2 separate regions of the Mus musculus genome follow, and region 2 is linked to region 1. The links are chromatin loops, found by intact Hi-C in ENCODE. Cell type or tissue: left cerebral cortex. All regions are shown on one strand. Region 1 overlaps Ppwd1 (peptidylprolyl isomerase domain and WD repeat containing 1). Region 2 overlaps Trappc13 (trafficking protein particle complex 13).

What was found. A loop is a pair of places that touch in the nucleus more often than their neighbours do. Peaks named below come from ENCODE experiments on the same cell type or tissue, not always from the same donor. Only the 100,000 strongest peaks of a DNase experiment are listed, where the experiment ranks them.
Region 2: it touches region 1 in a loop (2.5-fold over the local background); 2 of 42 quality-filtered maps call a loop at or near these places.

What each region holds. Positions count from the first base shown.
Region 1 is chr13:104,215,642-104,219,641 of GRCm38, forward strand. Ppwd1 (peptidylprolyl isomerase domain and WD repeat containing 1) reads right to left here. Exons shown (of 11, transcript NM_172807.4): 6 at 1,448-1,638. Among named protein-coding and RNA genes, the nearest start is that of Ppwd1, 11 kb to the right of the region's middle. In left cerebral cortex, no CTCF peak of the experiment used is centred here; no DNase peak of the experiment used is centred here.
Region 2 is chr13:104,146,418-104,150,417 of GRCm38, forward strand. It overlaps Trappc13 (trafficking protein particle complex 13), which reads right to left. Exons shown (of 13, transcript NM_001093759.1): 9 at 3,633-3,766; 10 at 1,667-1,865; 11 at 827-927. Among named protein-coding and RNA genes, the nearest start is that of Shld3, 30 kb to the right of the region's middle. In left cerebral cortex, no CTCF peak of the experiment used is centred here; a DNase peak (open chromatin) is centred at 2,195.

The sequences.
Region 1 (4,000 bases):
TAATGTATAATACCGAGGGGACCTTAGTGTAAACAATGGGTAGGCGTTAGGTGATGTGATATGTCAATGTAGGTTTCTATTACTTTTCATGGAGCTGTAAGAGCTGTCAGAGAATATATGGGAAAACTGTACCTTCTCCCCTATTTTGTTGTGAGCCTACAACTGCGTTTAAAGTCCTATTAAAGATAAAACAGACTTTGGGGCTGGGAAGATAGCTTAGTGGCTAAAAGGATCTGGGTTCAGTTCCTAAGGCCACAGCCTTGTAAGCACAGATCAGTAACTCTGCTGAGGGGAAGGGAGAGAGAGGGAAAGGCAAAGGCAGGCAGATCTTTGGAGCTCACTGGCTAGCAAGTCTAGCCAAAATAGGTGAACTTCAAGTTCAGCAAGAGACACTGTTTCAAAAAAAATTAAGGTAGAGTGCTATAAAGACAGTTAACTTGATTTCTGGCACATGCACACATCCACAAATAAAGCAGAGCCAAATCAACATTAATACAATTATTCCTCTGTACCAATGGGTTCTACAGCTTAGATTCAAACTTCAGACTAAAAATACTTTGTTTTAAATCATCTATACTGAACATGTATAGAATTTTTCCTTGTCCTTATTCCATAAACAATATAGTACAATATAGTATTTTATTTAGATAAAATTTATAATATGAATTATGAGTAATCTACACATGATTTAAGTATAGTAGTAGATGTACTTTATATGAGGGACTACTTGAATATCCTTAGAGTTTGGAATCACAAGGTATCCTGGTAAAAACCTCACACACACCAAAAGTTGAGTGTAAAGTTTTAACCTGTTCCTATTATTATAACTCTTTTACAAGCTTTCAATGATTTTATGTTACTAAGAACTACAAGATTAATCTATTTATATCTAGGAATGTATGGAACAAGAATTTTCTTAAAATATTCTTTAAGTTCTTTTCCTTCTATTCAGACATAGTATCTGATTGTAGATACTCTGTACTAACACCAAATGGGTTATTTGCACAAAAGACTTACTGTGGTTTTATGCATTTTAGCCCTGCCTTTATGTCTAGCAGGATGTAATGCTGAATTCTGTGGTTAAAATATTTGGCAACATTTAACACGAGCCTGGATAATTTAAATCAATAAGCAAAACACAGACTCAACCTTGTTTTTTTTTTTTTTTTTTTTAAAGAAAAAAAAGAAAAACTGCGCTTCCCCCCCCCCAACTTTGAAATTATGCATATCTTCTTTCCATTTATTTTATAAACACGAGTGGAAACTTTTTACATAAGATTATAAACAACTGAGAGACCACAGAAAGATCCAGTCAAAACATTTGGTTAAGTTTAGGCTTTTGGGACCTTTCCACTCTCTTTGGAGCAAACAAGACTCTCATTGTTCCCCCGATGGGTGAAAGATCCCAATAACTGCATTTAAAATACATAAATCATGGAGACCTTACCGATTCGTTTCTACATTTATTACTTTAATGCCCAGCATCGTTCCGTACAGCACGAAGTGTCCGGTTTCATCAAAAACGATGTTAACTAATCTTACAGCATCCACTTTCTCCAGCTCACGTTCTACAGCCATTCGTCGGCCAAATTCCATGTCTGGTAGTTGTTGCCTCATCTGCTGCAGTTCAGTAAACATCTAGGAAATAAACTACGCATTAACAACATAACTACGTACATATATAATCACACGTACATATATAAATTTCAACTGAGCACTAAATAGAAAAGGAACACATTGAGAGCCAGTAAGAAGTTGTATAGTCACATAATTTTAGAGGCATTCTAAACCCTATGAACAGAAAGTTAAAGAAGACTTCAATTGTTGACTTCAATCACAAATAGTTTAAGCCCAATGTGGGTTGTCCCTGGCTGTAATTCCTTCAGTCTAAATTCAAAGGCAGCAGCACTATGAGCTCTATGCTAGCCTGGCTACACAGTGAGTGTAATCCAGTCTCAAACAAAACAACATACAAATAGCAAATCTGTGCTTCAGGTGTGTAGCTTACTTAAGGGTTAAGTGCTCAAGGCCCTGGGTTTGATCCCTATCAACCCCTACCCTCAAACACACTATACTAATAGTCATTGATTTTTCTAACTGAAGAAACAAACACACTAAACCAGTTGGATTATATAACTAGTGCTTTCTTTACAAAAATGATACGCCTGCCCTTTAGAAGCCTCAGAGTAGTAGCACTTTCAATGAAATATAATGCAATTTACATAAACAATTAAAATTTTTAGTAGGTATATTATATAAGTCAAGTTTTTTTTTTTTTAATTCAACCTACTAAACATAAAATATTACCATTTCGGGGCTGGAGAGATGGCTCAGTGGTTAAGAGCACTGACTGCTCTTCCAAAGGCCCTGAGTTGAAATCCCAGCAACCACATGGTGGTTTACAACCATCCGTAATGAGATCTGACTCCCTATTCTGGAGTATCTGAAGACAGCTACAGTGTAACTACATATAATAAATAAATAAATATTTTTAAAAATCACCATTTCTATAACAGTTAATAAATAGAAAAACATTTTTCTATTACTGCTTTGGAATATTCTATGTATAGTACTTTTGGCTTATGTCTATTTGGTCTAGATAAAACAAGGAGTCAAGTTACATGGCAGCTGGACCTGCTAGTCTATACCTGTAATCTCAGCATTTCGGAAGATGAGGCAGAATAGCCTGGGCTACACAGGAAGTTTCAGGCCAGCAGAGATGACAGGGTAAACCCCTTTCCTCACCTCCCACAAACAAGCAAACAAAGTGAATCACTTGAATAGTAGCAATTCATAACAGGCAATTCAGCTACACATAGCCTGAAAAATCTTGTATAAGAATCATGAAAACAATATATGATAAATATTAAATTTTGTTGAATAACTTTTCAATAAAGTTATGTCTGTATGTGTGTCATGTATATTTATGTGGGTGCCTGTGGAGGCCAAAAGAGAACGGAATATCTCTTGGAACTGGAGACACAGGTAGCTATGAACTGTCTAACATGGGTACTGGCAACTGAATTTGGGTCCTACGCAAGAACAGTAAAGCACTCTTGACCACTGAGGAGTCTCTCCAGCCCTGTTGAGTAACTCTATCTTGCTATATCAAAATTAGGACATCAGAAACTGTTTCAAGTTATTTTGATATGAGCAGTTAATTAATATTAGATGGATGTGTTTAGAAAACAATGATTTTTAGGGGAACCCTTTATAGCTTGGGAATTTGGTTTACTTTTGATATTTAATGCACCATTTTCAAGATGTGGGTTACATCATTAATACTTTGTGTTAGTACTCCAAGAACCTTACAGAAGATAGGATCTTATTATTCAGCATTTCAGACATGTGGAACATCAGACAGTAGCTAACACTTTTATTATGGATGATAATAAGCTAGACTTACATCTCATTTACTTATATATGTTTCGTGTTTATGTTAACTAAAATCTCAGCTTTTTCTAGACAAAGGAAGAAAAATAAATATACAGAACTACAAAAACAAGAGGTATCTTCAAAGCCTGAGTCTGACTACAGGACCTTACAGTTCAGCGCTCATGTCTGATATCGTCAAAGCCTGAGTCTGACTACAGGACCTTACAGTTCAGCGCTCATGTCTCTAGCTACTGCTTATTTATGTGCCCACATTTGCCTAGAAAGCTGGACTACTTTTTAGTAGTGGGAGAGTCATAATTATTTTTGCTGAAGACTTACTTAGCTTTCAAGATATAAGTTCTACAGACAGTCATCTATTCATATAAATACATTTCATAAATATCCAATTTGGTAAACGCCTCGATAGAATCTTTTTACAATATTCTGGCATTCACAGCTTGGCCTCTGTGATTCACAACTGCACTGATACATGCAATGATCCTGAATATCTCAGCTAATAAATACTAACAGATAAAATCTCACATTCAATCTGTTATACTAGACTAGTTAAACAGTCTTAAATCACTGCAGTTCTTTCACTCACTCTAGGCAGCCATCTCCCAAA
Region 2 (4,000 bases), 69 kb before region 1:
CAGTGCTTCATGAACAGCGTGGTGGTGCCCACCTGTGATCCTACCTAGCACCTGGGAAGTGCGAGTAGGAAGTTCAAGGGCCTCCTCGGCTTTCGAGAAGCTTAGTGCCAGGCCGGATTGGAGACACTGTCTCAAATAACAACTGTAGCAGTAAATGTAGCTTCACAGAGAGTCAGGCCTTTCTGTATTTGAAGGCTATTTCCTATTTCCTTAAATCTAAGTGCTTGACTGAATATGAGAGTGAAGTGATCACACGGGTATTCTGAAAGAGCTGTAGTTCATTGCTGTAATATTACTGCAAGACCCAAACTAACAGTATACTGCAAATCATATAAGAACCATCAACTTGACCTGGCTGGGATGTAATTCTAGGCTTTATATCTTTTAAGTTATATATCCTTTGCTTCTTCTGTTGACTGCCAAAACTGCTTAACAGCTGGGGGAGGGGTGGATGTCTTTAATGCCATCACTCCAGGAGACACAGGCCATTGGATCTCTATTAACAACATCAGCCTGGTCTACATAGTAGTTCCAGGCAAGCAAGGATACACAGGGAGACCTTGTCTCAAAAACAAGGGCAGGGCCAGCCTGGGCTACATAACAAAACTGTCTTAGAGAACACTACCAAAGAAAATAGGCAAAAGGTAAAAAAGTCAGAATCAATTTCTAACCTATATGCTTTTTCTTGTTAATATTAAAGAAATTATCACAGAAGTTATCAGAGAAATGTATCTGTCACCGCGGAAGACCCTGCTGGCTCATTCTTTAGTACTATGACATGGGAAGGAAGTATAAACAGATGCCCATCTCCACGCATTGGCATTACCTGCAGTTTGTGATTTTACAGGTAATATGGAAAGGTTCTTCTAGGTTTACAGTGTCTGGGATGGCCTCTAAAGACAGCCTAACATCCCCATAACCTGGAGCCTGTGAAAAAAAGTAACAGTAAAAACACATAATTAGAAAAACCTTTCACGGTTAATGAAGGTGTCTGCACCTTTACTCAACAGACACAGCTGGCGCTCTGAGAACAGACCGCGGCTCTGGCCTAGTCTCTCACTCTAACCTCTTTTGCTGTGACCTCAGCTACAAGGACCCTGCAGGCCTGGACTGTTTCCGATACAATTACTCCAGACTCAGTAGAATTAAGACGAATCTTGCCTCTAGACAAGAAATGAGTTAGGATTTAGGGGATCTGATCTCAAAGTGTTGTCCAGTTCCAGACCAACCAGGGATGCACATGACAGCCCATTTTAAAACAAAAACAACAGCAGTGTGGACTGAGTTGGTAAGTGCCATAATCCTACGAAGTTCAGGACATCTCCCAGAATGCCTCACTGTAATGAGCATCAAATGAGCAGTGAGCATGGCTTAGAGAGATAAGAATAACTCATACGCAGTTATCTTAAGTCCTGTTTGGTGAAATTACCACCACCACCAAAAACAACCAAAAAAAAAAAAGAGACAAAAAACTTATGTACTAAATAGAAACAAACACCTGAACGCGTTTTCCATTAATCTCAGCACTAGTTTTCTACCTATGGATCAACACAACTCTTAGGATTTTCTAGACATGAGTGATTCATGGCCTCTGCTCTTCAGTGTTGAGGTGTAAGACTCACCTGCCCTCTCACACCAACCCACACTCAATGTTTTCTGGACTCACCATCCTTTGAAGCTGGCTGGTCTGTAACCGTCCCCTTTCACCTAGATTTGTTTTCCACACTATATCCAGTTTCCCAATTACTGTCACTCCCTTAATTATGCCGGCTTTTTCTGCAAATTCCTTCTTGGGCTTTAGGCAGTATAAGTATTGGCGTGTATCCATTGGCTGCAAATATCCTCTGGACCCAAATGTAGATATGCTGGCCAGTGTAGAAATAGACAGAAAAATATATTAAGTATCTTTTTGAAGGCAACACTATTCATACAGTTAATTCTTTTGGGCAATTTGCTGCCCAGATACCTAGGAGTGGTCAGAGGTTTCAACCCAAATGAAAAGAAACATCTGCCTGGTGAGACAGTGTTTTCAAAGAGCGTGGGCAACTTAATAAGACTCTGTCTCAAAAGTGAAAAAGAAGCTGTGCTATCACAGTGATCAGCACTTGTCCAGCATATGTGAGGCGCTGGCTCTTCCCCAGCACTCTCTCTCCATGACAAAGGAAGAAAGCACGGGATAGAGAGAAAACAGCTTAAACACCAGCAACATGTTCTTTCTCTGTGTGGAGCTGGGACAGAGCCCAGGGTGCTGAACATGCCAGGCAAGTGCTGTTCCATTATCTACACTGCCACCCTTGAGATACACTGCCCTAACTTTAGGAATTGCTTTCAAAATGAAGAAAGAATGGAAACTTGTTTTCTCAGTGAAAGTCACGGAGAGGATTAACTTTTCAGTATCTAACCACCATATGAGGATGTCATTACTAAGAGAATCAGCCACCCACCCAGCTATTACTTCCTCATCTGCATTAATAATACACTTATTTGTCCCTTATTTTCCAAAATAGCAATAGAAAGACATTCTACTTTTCATAAATCATTAAATCATCCACTGTGATGTCCATTTCTTCTTATACTGAGATATTTTTTGTCAAATTCACGCTCACCCTAACATTAATTCCTAGCATCTTTTCCACTGCCCTTCCCATGTTTAGGTTTATCACTTGCAGGGTAACAATCATTAGCTTCAGATGGATCTGGATGAAGTCTGAAAGGTAAGAGGAGGAGTACAACCGGGCGATGGGGCACACGCCTTGATTCCCTGCTCAGGAGGCAGAGACAGGCAGGTCAGCCTGGGCTACAGACAGGCAGGTCAGCCTGGGCTACAGACAGAGACAGGCAGGTCAGCCTGGGCTACAGACAGGCAGGTCAGCCTGGGCTACAGACAGGCAGGTCAGCCTGGGCTACAGACAGGCAGGTCAGCCTGGGCTACAGACAAAGTGCAACTCAAGATGAGGGAAGGTGGGCTCTTTACTTTTACAGAGGGATGTACAAGCAGGTGTGAGGAGAACTCTTTAGTAATGGCAGACATGTGCTACTATGGACTTGGCCAATCTTACACTGTGTACATCACACACAGTAGACTTCAACTATGGACTTTGCTTGTGTTAGGAATCGATACTGGCCCAAAGGATCGTAAAATGTGCCACATTAACACAAGACAGGAGAGCTGGGTTCATGGAGTGTGATGCACCCTGGGAAGATGTGGCAGAAGCTAGCTTGAGCCTAGCCTGGCAACGTGGAGGGAGCCTGGCTCTAAAACAAATGCACTCGAGGAAACAAAAACCAAGAGGAGAAAGAAACTGACTGGCGAGGAGGGCTTGCTTGTGGGACCTCTGCTTTTTTTTTTTTTTTTTGTCCCCGAGACAGGGTTTCTCTGTGTAGCCCTGGCTGTCCTGGAACTCACTCTGTAGACCAGGCTGGCCTCGAACTCAGAAATCTGCCTGCCTCTGCCTCCCGAGTGCTGGGATTAAAGGCGTGTGCCACCACGCCCGGGGGACTTCTGCTTTCTTAGGAAGGTTTTGATTAATCTAAAATTTCTCTAAAACATTTCCATCAATTATTATAAAATAAATCTATTACACTAGAAAAGCCTGCATCTTTCCAAATAATAGCAAACATTTCGTACTCACCATTCTCCAGCCTGGGTCACCGAGTTTAATTCTGTTACATTGTACATTATTGATGGCTCTAGTGAAACTTTCTCCATAAACATTGGTGAGGTTGTAATATTCTGAATTTGTGCTTCAAGAAATACTTCATCAGTCTGAGGATATGGAAAAAAAAATCCACCAAAATGTCACCATATTTAAAGTATTAACCTTAATAAAAATATCTTACTTATATAAAAAGTATTAACCACAAATGTGATTAGTTCATGCCTGCAAATCAAAATTATCACAATTAATGCAAGAAAAGAAATCTTCCTCCTAACATAATAAACAGGAGCAAAGTGAGGTGTTAGTCCACAGATGCCCTGTCAAACAATGGATGTGGGATA